Linked DNA regions of Homo sapiens: regions 2, 3 and 4 are each linked to region 1. A link is a contact called in ENCODE Hi-C or POLR2A ChIA-PET data. All regions are on one chromosome and are shown on one strand. Each heading gives the region's core, a stretch centred on a gene start or an enhancer-like site at or near the end of the contact. The rest is flanking DNA. Distances are from core to core; before and after follow the strand shown.

What was found. A loop is a pair of places that touch in the nucleus more often than their neighbours do. ChIA-PET counts read pairs that join two places held with the same protein, here RNA polymerase II (POLR2A). Pooled maps may share reads with other maps.
Region 2: a pooled map shows a loop between it and region 1 (3-fold over the local background). The contact joins two enhancer-like sites. A Hi-C loop is called at or near these places in 7 of 50 pooled maps. POLR2A ChIA-PET finds 5 or more read pairs at or near these places in 2 of 52 experiments (B cell and activated B cell).
Region 3: a pooled map shows a loop between it and region 1 (4-fold over the local background). The contact joins two enhancer-like sites. A Hi-C loop is called at or near these places in 2 of 50 pooled maps. POLR2A ChIA-PET finds 5 or more read pairs at or near these places in 3 of 52 experiments (A673, B cell and MCF 10A).
Region 4: a loop to region 1 is called in a map with no recorded cell type, with 5 times the contacts of the local background. The contact joins two enhancer-like sites. A Hi-C loop is called at or near these places in 2 of 37 single-sample maps with no recorded cell type and 2 of 50 pooled maps. POLR2A ChIA-PET finds 5 or more read pairs at or near these places in 1 of 52 experiments (activated CD8-positive, alpha-beta memory T cell).

Annotation. Positions count from the first base shown.
Region 1 is chr2:229,999,055-230,001,912 of GRCh38, forward strand. The region is part of intron 3 of FBXO36 (F-box protein 36); the gene reads left to right. Among named protein-coding and RNA genes, the nearest start is that of SLC16A14, 68 kb to the right of the region's middle. Within about 2 kb of position 1,402, at least 2 of the 41 ENCODE cell types and tissues checked have a DNase peak (open chromatin) inside an H3K27ac peak, as active enhancers do; they include B cell, where a contact is called at or near this core.
Region 2 is chr2:230,659,148-230,662,005 of GRCh38, forward strand. No RefSeq gene overlaps it. Among named protein-coding and RNA genes, the nearest start is that of LINC01907, 40 kb to the right of the region's middle. RefSeq lists a cis regulatory region at 1-605 and enhancers at 23-292, 927-1,483. Within about 2 kb of position 1,609, at least 18 of the 41 ENCODE cell types and tissues checked have a DNase peak (open chromatin) inside an H3K27ac peak, as active enhancers do; they include B cell, where a contact is called at or near this core.
Region 3 is chr2:230,582,292-230,585,149 of GRCh38, forward strand. All of the region lies in intron 1 of LOC112268431 (a long non-coding RNA gene), which reads right to left. Among named protein-coding and RNA genes, the nearest start is that of LINC01907, 120 kb to the right of the region's middle. RefSeq lists enhancers at 583-802, 1,923-2,062. Within about 2 kb of position 1,405, at least 2 of the 41 ENCODE cell types and tissues checked have a DNase peak (open chromatin) inside an H3K27ac peak, as active enhancers do; they include B cell, where a contact is called at or near this core.
Region 4 is chr2:230,536,143-230,539,000 of GRCh38, forward strand. The region is part of intron 24 of SP100 (SP100 nuclear antigen); the gene reads left to right. Among named protein-coding and RNA genes, the nearest start is that of SP100, 120 kb to the left of the region's middle. Within about 2 kb of position 1,494, at least 2 of the 41 ENCODE cell types and tissues checked have a DNase peak (open chromatin) inside an H3K27ac peak, as active enhancers do.

The DNA.
Region 1 (2,858 bases), core at 152-2,651:
GCCTCCCAAAGTGCTGGGATTACAAGCGTGAGCCACCGCGCCTGGCCAAAAATAATTTTAAGTAATGTAATTTTTTTTTTTTTTTTTTTTGAGACAGAGTCTTTCTCTGTCGCCCAGGCCAGAGTGCAATGGCATGATCTCCGCTGACTGCAACCTCCGCCTATTGGGTTCAAGTGATTCTTGTGCCTCAGCTTCCCGAGTAACTGGGATTACAGGCACCCACCATCATGCCCAGCTAATTTTTATATTTTTAGTACAGACGGGGTTTCCCCGTGTTGGCCAGGCTGATCTCAAACTCCTGACCTCAGGTGATCCACCCACCTCGGCCTCCCAAAGTGCTGGGATTACAGGTGTGAGCCACCGCGCCCGGCCTTAAGTAATATAATCTGTATTATAGTACTTAATATATTCCTTTTGAGAGTGTGTGTGTGTGTATATATATATGTATATATATATATATATGTATGTGTATATATACACACACACACATATTTAATTTTTAAAAGAGAGGTGGGATTTCATTGTGTTGCCCAGGTTGCTCTTGAACTCCTGGGCTCAAATGATCCTCCCACCTCAGCCTCCCAAAGTGCTGAGATTACAGGTGTGAGCCACCTTCCTGTCCAAATATATATATGTATATATATGTATTTTTTAACTTATATTTTGGGTTCAGGCATACATGTGAAGGTTTGTTACACAGGTAAACTCATGTCACAGGGTTTTTTTGTACAGATTATTTAATCACCCAGGTTAATTATTAAACCCAATACCCAATAGTTATGTTTTCTGCTCCTCCTCTTCCTCCCACCCTCCACCCTCAAGTAGACACCAGTATCTATTGTTTCCTTCTTTGTATTCATAAGTTCTCATCATTTAGCTCCCCAAAATATATTTTTTACTTGATTTTCCTACCTAAAAATGGAAAGCTGAAAACAAGTACTATTGTATATATTTTTGCCATTAAATAAGTATCCTAAAGTTGAAATTTTGTGCTTGGTGCTGATAAGAAGCTGATTATTAGGGCCTGGCACGGTGGCTCACACCTGTAATCCCAGCACTTTGGGAGGCCGAGGTGGGTGGATCACCTGAGGTCAGGAGTTTGAGACCAGCCTGGCCAACATAGGGAAACCACATCTCAACTAAAAATACAAAAATTAGCTGGGCCTGGTGGCACAGGCCTGTAATCCCAGGTAGTTGGGAGGCTGAGGCAGGATTGCTGCTTGAACTCAGGATGTGGAGGTTGCAGTGAGCCAAGATCACACCACTGCACTGCAGCCTGGACAACAGAGTGAGACTGTCTCAAAAAAAAAAAAAAAAAAAAAAAGAAGCAGCAGCAGCTGATTATTCATACTTTAAATGAAAAGAGAATTCTACGTAAATAAAATATGCAAGTGGGGATCTAGCAAAAGTTTCTGCGCTGTTGCAGGGCCTGGATTTGATTTTCTATCAAATCCTTCCATTTACTTTCAGTAAATTTCTGCTCCTGCAAGTAAATGGAAGGATTTGATAGGAAACAGCAGCAAGTGAGTGGCTTCTGGTAGTTATTTCTCACGCTGAGCGGCTGCCTTCTCTCCAAGTTTTACTCACTTCCACTATTACTTTCACTCTTAGTGTCCTGCTATTATTTCAGTGCAGTCTTGAAAACATTCTCCATAATTTAGCCAGTGCTCTGAAGTAGGTCTTCTCTAGGTTGCTGATTTCAGCCCTGAGCATCTTTACAGAGCAGAATTATTAGAAGATGGAACATGACTCAGGGCTGCTGCTTTTATTCTCCCCGCATAACATTAACCACTTTTCTTTTTTTTTTTTTTTTTTTTTTGAGTCAGAGTCTCGCTCGGTCACCCAGGCTGGAGTTCAGTGGTGAGATCTCAGCTCATGCAACCTCCACCTCCTGGGTTCAAGGGATTCTCCTGCCTCAGCCTCCTGAGTAGCTGGGTGGGACTACAGGTGCTTGCCACCATGCCTGGCTAATTTTTGCATTTTCAGTAGAGACTGGGTTTCACCATGTTGGCCAGGTTGGTCTTGAACTCCTGGCCTCAAGTGATCCACCTACCTCAGCCTCCCAAAGTGTTGAGATTACAGGCGTGAGCCACTGCACCCAGCCAACCACTTTTTTTCTTATTTGCACACAGGGAAAGAAGGAAAACCACTTATTTCTGTTGTCAATCTAAGTTTTATCTCTGTTCCATTTACCTGTTACACACTTCATTTATAAGTTATTTTCTTTTTCTTTTTTCTTTTTTTTTCTTTTGAGACAGAGTCTCGCTCTGTTGCCCAGGCTGGAGTGCAATGGCACCATCTCGGCTCACTGCAACCTCTGCCTCCTGGGTTCAAGCAATTCTGCTGCCTCAGCCTCCCGAGTAGCTGGGATTACAGGCACCCACCACTGTGCCTGGCTAATTTTTGTATTTTTAGTAGACACGGGGTTTCGCCATGTTGTCCAGGCTGGTTTTGGACTCCTGACCTCAGGTGATCCACCTGCCTCGGCCTCCCAAAGTGCTGGGATTGCAGGCATGAGCCACCATGCCCAACCTTATAAGTTATTTTCATTTAACTACTTTATTAATGAAAAAAAGGCTTCCTTTTCAAATTCCGGGGGACAAGTTTATTACCAAATTATTTGTGTCCAGTCCAGCTCCTTCCTCTTTACCTCAGGGAGGGAGTTGCTCCTCTCCTGCTCAAGATCAGTGCTACCTGACACGTGGTTCCAGGGCCTACTCCTGGGAATTTCACTTATTTCCTTTCTCTTCTGTTTGTTATTGTTACTATTATTGTTTTTTTAAGAGACAAAGTCACTCCATCACCCAGGCTGGAGTGCAGTGGCATGATCTCTGCTAACTGCAATCTCCGCCTCCCAG
Region 2 (2,858 bases), core at 359-2,858, 660 kb after region 1:
CTTTTCTCCAAGCACTCAAGATGGTCTCAGTGCTCCCCACCCCCACCTAGTGAGTCAATTTCAGTACCTGGGCCCTCTAATTCTGCCCTGCGGAGTCTCAAAGTATGTGCTGCCCACTCACCAGAGGAAACAGAAAGCACCTTCTCAGAATACAGCAGGCTTTAATTTCTAGAACTGTGGAGTCATTCAGAAAATGAGAAGAAGAGTGTTGGGTGTCTGATAAGTGAAGATAAGGGCTCAGAGGGATTGCAGGTCGTGGGGTGCGGAGGGGTGGAAGGGAAGACAGTTATGCTAATTTTTCTAAAGAAGAGCCTAGACATCAGCCCATACATAGGATCAGCTGTGGTTAGGAGGCAGCGCCTTACCAAAACCTGCAGGAACAGCCCCCTCCTCCGTCACTCTGTGCCAAGCCCAGCCCCTGTGGCTGCAGCTTGAGAAGCCCCTGATGTGCTCTCAGAGGCATTTCCCCTGGCGCAGTGGCTGGTGGGCACCTGGAACAGGAGCCCTGCAGCTTCCCCAGACTCAAGCAGGCAGTCACGGCCTTGTGCAGCCTCGACATGGCCTCTGGCTTCTCAACAAGGCCCCCAGTCCATCTGCCTCTGTGCCCGGCCTGCTGACACACCACTGCCCTCGTTCTATGCCAAGCACCTTCCAGTGTGCCACCCAGGGACCGGTGGCAGGAAGCAGGCTCCTAACAGACATGGATTGGGCTCCTGGGCACAATTACTCTACTTCTTTTTTTTTTGAGACGGAGTCTTGCTCCGTCACCAGGCTGGAGTGCAGTGGCGTGATCTCAGCTCACTGCAACCTCCGCTTCCCAGGTTCAAGCAATTCTCCTGCCTCAGCCACCCGAGTAGCTGCGATTACAGGCACGTGCCACTGTGCCCAGCTAATTTTTTTGTATTTTTAGCAGAGACAGGGTTTCACCATGTTGGTCAGACTGGTCTCGATCTTGTGACCTCGTGATCCACCCTCCTCGGCCTCCCAAAGTGCTGGGATTACAGGCGTGAGCCACCGCGCCTGGCCCACTTACTCTACTTCTGCACCCCCCACCCTGCACATAAGGAGGGTACATCAGACCCAGAGGATGGCAACCCCCCCAGACTCAGAGGCCACAGGGAAGGGCCTGCGCTGGCCCACCTTCACCTCGATGCTGACTCGCAGAGCTCCGGGAATGTGGACCAGCAGGGAAGGAAAAGGTTCCCAGATAGACTCCGGAAACAGAGCTCACATGACCCCCCTGGGACTCTCTCGTCCCCGCACTGTCCCTGCCAAGGAAAGGACAAGGCCTTGGGCCAGTCTTCTGCAGGAGGTGTCCTGGACAGGCAGTTCCCAACCCACGTGTACAGGCAGTGGCTTCAGATTTGTCTCTGGGCTGTGCTTGTTCCTCTAGGAAGGGCCCCAGCAATTCCAGCCCCAGGGAAATTTTCTCTCCTTCTTCTGGTGTGGATCAGCCAGGGCATTTCACAACCAGCTACAGATGACAAAGAACTGGTAACAGGGCCACCTCCCGTGCCCTGGTCTGGGTGTCCCGGTGAAACTGAATGAAATGAACAGCAGGTGGCCGGGGTCAAACACCAAGTTAAACAGAAGGGGACAATCTCAGCTCCCAGGCAGAGACCACGGGTGGGGGAGGGAGAGCGGGCAGGAGGTTACAGACCACGTGAATAAGAGTTCAGATCTTTGTGGTACTGGTTGGCAGTTTCCGTTCTTACACCCCAGCTTCCTTCCTGATTCTCTGCCCAGCACAAGGGGATTGGGGAACATGTCCAGCCAACTATAGCCAAAGGCAGCACAGGGCAAGGTATACAGTCAGTGCCAGTTAATGGTTAAGACAGCCAGCATATCAGGCATTGCAGTGAGCCGAGATTGCACCACTGTACTCCAGCCTGGGCAACAGAATGAGACTCCATCTCAAAAAAAAAAAAAAAAAAGAAATAGACAGCCAGCATAGGAGTCAGACAGGATCCCAACTCCACACTTGAACTCTCTAAGCCTCGGTTTCCTCATCTGTAAAATAGTGATAACATTGAAGACCATCTCACAGGGATGCCAAGAAAATTAAATGAGAAACTCTATGGAATGCACTTAGGACAGGGCCTGGCACATAGTAGGACCTCAATAAATATTAGCCATACTATCAACTTGACTGAGAATGGTAGTTGAAGAACCAGTGGGCTCCACACAATCTCATATTAGAGAATCTGACTCTCCAGGCAGGCGTGAGAGTCAGTGCATGATGATTAAATCCTTTGAGGCACACGGGGGAAATGTGTCCTGCCTAGGGCTGTCTTACTTCTCTTCCTCACCCCTGTTGGCCTCAGTATCTGGAACTGCACCATAGAGATGAGTCCCTTTGGGTAGTGCCAGGCAGCGACTCAGATCCCAGGGTTCCAAATAGAGACACAGGGGCACTGCTGTACTGGGGGCATGGAGGGCTATAGCATGGGCCGGCTTAGGGGTGTGGTTTGAGCACCCCAGTTCCCCATAGGCCTGATTCCCCACAGAGCTCAGATGTAGAAGGGCCTGGCAGATCGGGCAACCAAAGCTCCTTTCCCTAACCTCACAAGGTCCAGAACCCCAAGATTTAGACTTTCTTCCTTTCCCCAGCCCCCTTATCACCACTTCCTGGCACTCAGCTCCTGCATCTGAGAAATGAGTATGGTACCAGGGTTGTGGTTAGGCTCAAATGAGCAACCCATGCAAAATCCTTTGAACCGAGCTAGACATAGGTGTGGTATTAGTTTGATAGGGCTGCCATTACCTAGATCCACAGACCGGGTGCCTTAAGCAACAGAAGTATACTTCCTCATGATTCTGGAGGCTGGAAGTCTGAGATCCAGGTGTTGACAGGGTTG
Region 3 (2,858 bases), core at 155-2,654, 580 kb after region 1:
AGCTCTTTGTATTCTTTTTTCCCTGGATCTTTTTTTCTGCATGTATTTCCCCATTTTTGTTTCATGTTTCTGTTTCTATCTTTTCCATTAGATTCCCTGGGTAACAGGAAGAATGTAACTTCTGTCACAATAGCGGAAAGATAGAAACAACCCATCATTAACTGATGAATGAATAAACGAAATGTGGTAGAGATGTATGATGGAATATTATTCAGCCATCAAAAGGACTTGAGATACTAATTCATGTTACCACGTGGCAAAAACCTGGAAACATCTTATTAAGTGAAGGAAGCCCAGACACAGAAGGCCACATATTGTGTGATTCCATTTTCATGAACTGTCCAGAGTAGGCAAATTTGTAGAGGCGGAAAGTAGATTACTGATTGCCAGGGATTAGGGGCAGAGGGAAATTAGATAATTGGTTAATGGGCATAGGGTTTCCATTTGGGATGATTAACCCGTTTTGAAACTAGAGACAGGAGGTCGTACAACATTGTGAATATACTAAGTGTCACTGAATTCCACACTTTAAAATGGTTAACATCTGAATTTTACCTCCTTCCCTCCCAAAAAACACAACAACAAAGGCTCTGGGTTTATCTTTTCTCATCTGACCTACGCAACCCCATACATTGTCCCTCTGGGTTTCAGTTTCCTAATCTGCAAAATGGGCACATAAATAATACTAATCTCCAAAGGCAGCCATGAGCAATAAACCCACAGCTGCCACGGAGCAGGCATTCCATCACAGTGAGCTGTTCATAATACGGTTATTTTTATTGTTGTCCTTGACTGTCTTTCATTTCCCCTCCTTCTTCCTCCCTCTCTCAAAATACCCTCATCCTCTTCTCAGCATATGCGTCACTCCCTCTTTGTGTCTTTCTGTATGACTAAGTTTCTCTTTGAATATTCCTGCTGCTGAACAACATGTCCACGTTTAAATTGGCCCCTTCTTCTGGCATCACCAAGAGTATCTTCTTTGACATTGTTGGCCATAGGCACATCCTTCTTAGCCCTTCACCGCTTCTCACTGAAGGTCTCCTATAAACTAGTAATTCACACTCAGATCCTCATTCTACCCTCCGGGTTACTGGGGGGAAAGTCTGTTTTTGCCACCTCTTGAGAGTGCTCTTGGATTCCAGCTGGAGTCAGGTCACTTTGGAATCAACACAAAGTGACCCTCAACCAGCTCTGCCACCATCCCCAGCAGTGCAGTCTTCCCTCAGACCTCGGTTCCCTGTCTCCTTTTCTTCTTAGTAGACCAGAAAACAAAGTTTTTGTCCAGACATTATTACCTTGTTTACAGGTTGGTTGAAAGCTGGGCATTTTTGTTGTCTCTTTTCCATCCCTTTTCTGGGAAAAGGGGAGCACTGAACAAAGAAAAGAATTAATTAGGGCCTGCAAGCAAGTGACCAGGAACTCCATCTCATGACCACATGAACGAAGCACCATGTGTTCTTACAATTCAGTGGGAAACTCCTAGCCCTTCAGTCACTCTGAATCTCAGTGGCTTGTGACTTGGTGTTGCTTGTTTCTTCCTCTGAGGCAGCCAAGAAAGAAAATAACAGCACAAAACCACTGAAGTCCTATAGATGATGAGCCTCTCAGGTTTTAAGGATGATGGAGCAGTAGAAAAATTGTAAACCATAATTAATCATCCAACAAGATGATCAGAGAGGCGTGAAAGCTTATCTCCATACAAATTCTGTAAGTGGAATGTCTCTGTGAACTGTGCAAATCTTACAGAAGAAACAAAGGGATTTCCCGAGGAGAAGAGCTAAGATCCTAGAGAGATGCCTCTAGGTAAGAGAAACCCAACAGCCTTAAAGGTGGGGCTAGAAAACAGCAGAGTTTTGGCTAAATTGGGTCTGGAAAGATGAGAGGCTCCCAAAGAGAGAGGACATGGTGGAGGAACTAGACAGACTTCCCCAGGGGTGGCCCAGACCCAAGGAACAAAGGGAGGACTCTCTGAAGTCTACAATCAGGGAGCAAATATTGCAGCACTGGGAAATGTCCTGAGACACCTGGACCAAGGTCCTCAGAGACTGCCAACGAAAGGAGGCCAGGGCGCAGGTTAGTTATATTCACACCGCCTAGCACAGGGCCTGGGACATGTAAGCATTTCTTTATTATTTTTTTTTAAAGGAGTCTCACTCTTTGTTGCCCAGGCTGGAGTGCAATGGTGCGATCTCAGCTCACTGCAAACTCCGCCTCCCAGGTTCAAGCGATTCTCCTGCCTCAGCCTCCCGAGTAGCTGGGATTACAGGCATGTGCCACCGTGCCCGGCTAATTTTGTATTTTTAGTAGAGATGGAGTTTCTCCATGTTGGTCAGGCTCCCGACCTCAAGTGATCCGCCCGCCTCGGCCTCCCAAAGTGCTGGGATTACAGGTGTGAGCCACCGCGCCCGGCCGCATGTGAGCATTTCATGAATACTTGCTAAATGAGCGACTGACCAAGTGAAAGAATGAAAACCAGACCTAGACCCCAAAAGACAGGGGAGAGAATTGATTACCCTTTTTGAAGCTTTTATGAATCTCAATTAAATCGGGATACTCCTTCAGGTTAATCCTGCTGAACAGGACTGACAGAACTGAACAATCAAACACCTTCTCCAGGTGGCAGAGAACCTGATACACAACTCTCTGTATAGGAATCGAGTTTATACGGGCTTCTTGAGAATACTGTTAAAAAATTCAATGGTAAAAGTATACAAAATAATAGCTTTAAAGTTAAAAAAAGATTGACAATGTAATTGCATAGAATACTTCCATTGTTCTCAGTGTAGGCTACTATTTTTCATGTAATATTCTAGAACTCCTTAAATATTTGATCCACTGCGTTAGAAAAACAAGTCAAC
Region 4 (2,858 bases), core at 244-2,743, 540 kb after region 1:
TTTGTCTTTAGTGGAAGTGGGAGACTGGAGAGAAAAAGAGTGTGTTTCAGAAGAAACCTATAGTATTCAGTTAACTTTTGATTTTTGGGTGGCTATGTGGGTCACCCATGGTATGGATTTGCCCACGACACTCCTCATCAGCATGAAACAGCCAGAAAGATTGACAACCAGTTCCCCATGATTGAGGAATTGATAAACAGAAAAGGGGCACTGAAATGAACCCAATTGTCCCATAAATCTGATTTTTACAGTTTATTTTGAATAAACATAGAAATTGACCCTCTCAGTCTTAAAACTTGAGAGAGTTACATTTGTCTTATCTGAGTTCTTTCTCAGGAAACCAACCGTCAGACCCCCACATAACATCAAGGGACTGAAACTCACCAGATTACTGTATTTGGACAATGAGATGCCAAACTCCTCACCCCTTATGACTGCCTAACCAATAATCTCCTTCCTGTTAACCAATTCCTCCTTACCACTCCCTAATTCCTGCTTCCCTGAATATAGATACATTTCTGCTATATAAACCCCTAACTTTAGTGAGTCAGGGAGACAGATTTCAGACTGATCTCTCATCCCCTTGGCTGCAGCACCCGACTAAAGCCTTCTTGCTTGGCAATACTCATTGTCTCAGTGATTGGCTTTCTGCGTGGCAAGCAGCAGGACCTAAACTGAACCCCTGGTATTTCAATAACAAAATCATGGGTGACTTCCCTGTCTAAACAAAGTCACATTTTGATTCTTTTCATTGCAATGAGATGAGCATTTTAGGCAGGGTCAGCCTTTTGCACAACTGCAAGGAGCACCTTTTGCTGTAAGAATGCCATGTAAGCTAGGCACAGTGATTCATGCCTGCAATCCTAGCACTTTGGGAGGCTGAGGCAAGAGGATCACTTGAACCCATGAGTTTGAGACCAGCCTGGGCAACATGGCAAAACCCCACCTCCACAAAAAATACCAAAAATTAGTCAGGCATGGTGGGACACACCTGTAGTCCCAGCTACTCCAGGGGCTGAGGTGGTAGGATTACTTAAGTCCAGGAAGTTGAGGCTGCAGTGAGCTGTGATCGCACCACTGCACTCCAGCCGAGGTGACAGAGTGAGACCCTGTCTCAAAACAAAAATGCCATGCAGCTGGACTGGTACAGGACACTAATTGAGAGGGGATAGAAAAGAAGTTGCCATGCCCTCTATTTTCTTAGCCAATGCTCTTCCCTAGCAAGATCTAGATCAATCCACACTGTTTCTGTTTCTTTGCTGGAGGTGAGACCCTTCAGTAGTCAAACAGCTCTCATCTCTGGGGTCTGCATAACTTGTTTGATGACTAAGGGAGACCCATAGGGCCATTTCTTACAGCCCACAGCCAAGCCCTCTGTGAAGAGGAAAAGGCAACTCTTCCAGCAAGGAAGTCCTCACCCCTTTTCAAAAACTTTCCTAGACAAACTTGTAGGCTGTTAATGACTCTAGTTATGACCTCCCAGCCCTTACTCAGGAGAAACCACTTTGTAATGTGGGTTTTCAACCTTGGCTGCACGTTGCAATCACCTGGGGATCCCCCGCAACCGCCTGACAAAGATTCTGATGTTATTGGTCTGAGGTGCTGCCTGAGAATTGGTGTTTCCAAAGCTCCTCTGGTGTTTTGTGTTTTTCTAGCACAAGAAAAGTTGTGAGTCACTGTAGTGCAATACAGTTCGATCACAATTGCCACAATTGTGTAGGGTCCATCAGAACCACCTGAAGGGCTTCATAGACCACAGCTGGCTAGGAGCTACCCCTAGGCTTCTGATTCAGCAAGTGAGAGGCAGAGCCCAAGGCTGTATATTTCTAACAAGTTCCAGGTGCTGCTGCTGCTGGTCCAGAGACCACTGCATTAGAGGCCAGAGTTCTCAACTATTGACTGCACATTAGAACCATCTGGACAATATTTAAGACATACTGATGCCTATACACCAACCCAGACTAACTGAATCAAAATCTCTGGTAATGGGGCTCCAGAGATGTTTTTTAATGCTCCCAGGGGATTCTACTGTAGAGCAAGTTGAGAACCACTTGTAAGCAAAAGAAAAAAATTCTTACTAAAAAGGTTAAAGAGACATACACCAAGTTTGCAGGCTTTCTAGACAATGGAACTTCAAACATAGGATTTGCCTGTGGTATTTATTCTTTCTTGGGGCCCACTTGCAGTGTACTTTATAGGATGATGTATCAGAAACCTTGACCCAGCAGCCTAAAAATAGTGGTCAGCATCGATGAGTCTCATCTGTTACAACAAAAAGGAAAAACAGTTACAAGGCCCCACTCCAGGGGAAGCTCAGGCACCCCCCTTGGAGATGTGCCCAAGAAATGGCTCCTAATAGGCCACTCAAATTCTGCCATTGAAAGGGAACACATGGGCAAGATATATCTTGCAGCCTAGAATTGTTTTTATTTATGTGACTTTAGTCTCTTCTTTGTATAGTGACTTTGTAGAGGAAGAGAAATTACAACACCTTACATGCCTAAGTCATGGGGACTCTTCCTCCAGGTTCCCAGAGCAAAAAGCAAAAAGCCCTGTACTCCCTGGTGCCCACCTGGTCATCTTGCCCACGGTTTTTCCATCCCAGAGGTACTGCTGCAGGCCCAGAGCCCTCCAGGAAAAGAACTGACATCTAGGAACTCCTCCCCCAAGCCCTTTCTTCAACTCATTCTTGCTATGACAAGAGTGTGGGTTGCAGTGATATCTCAGAAGTTTATTCCATCATATTAAATTCTCAGTAAATCACCCTTTGGCAAGTCAGTTTAAAGGATACGATGTAGACAGCTAGAAAAGACACTATTTCTGGGCCAGGTTTTCCCAGCTGTTTAATAAATTGCTCA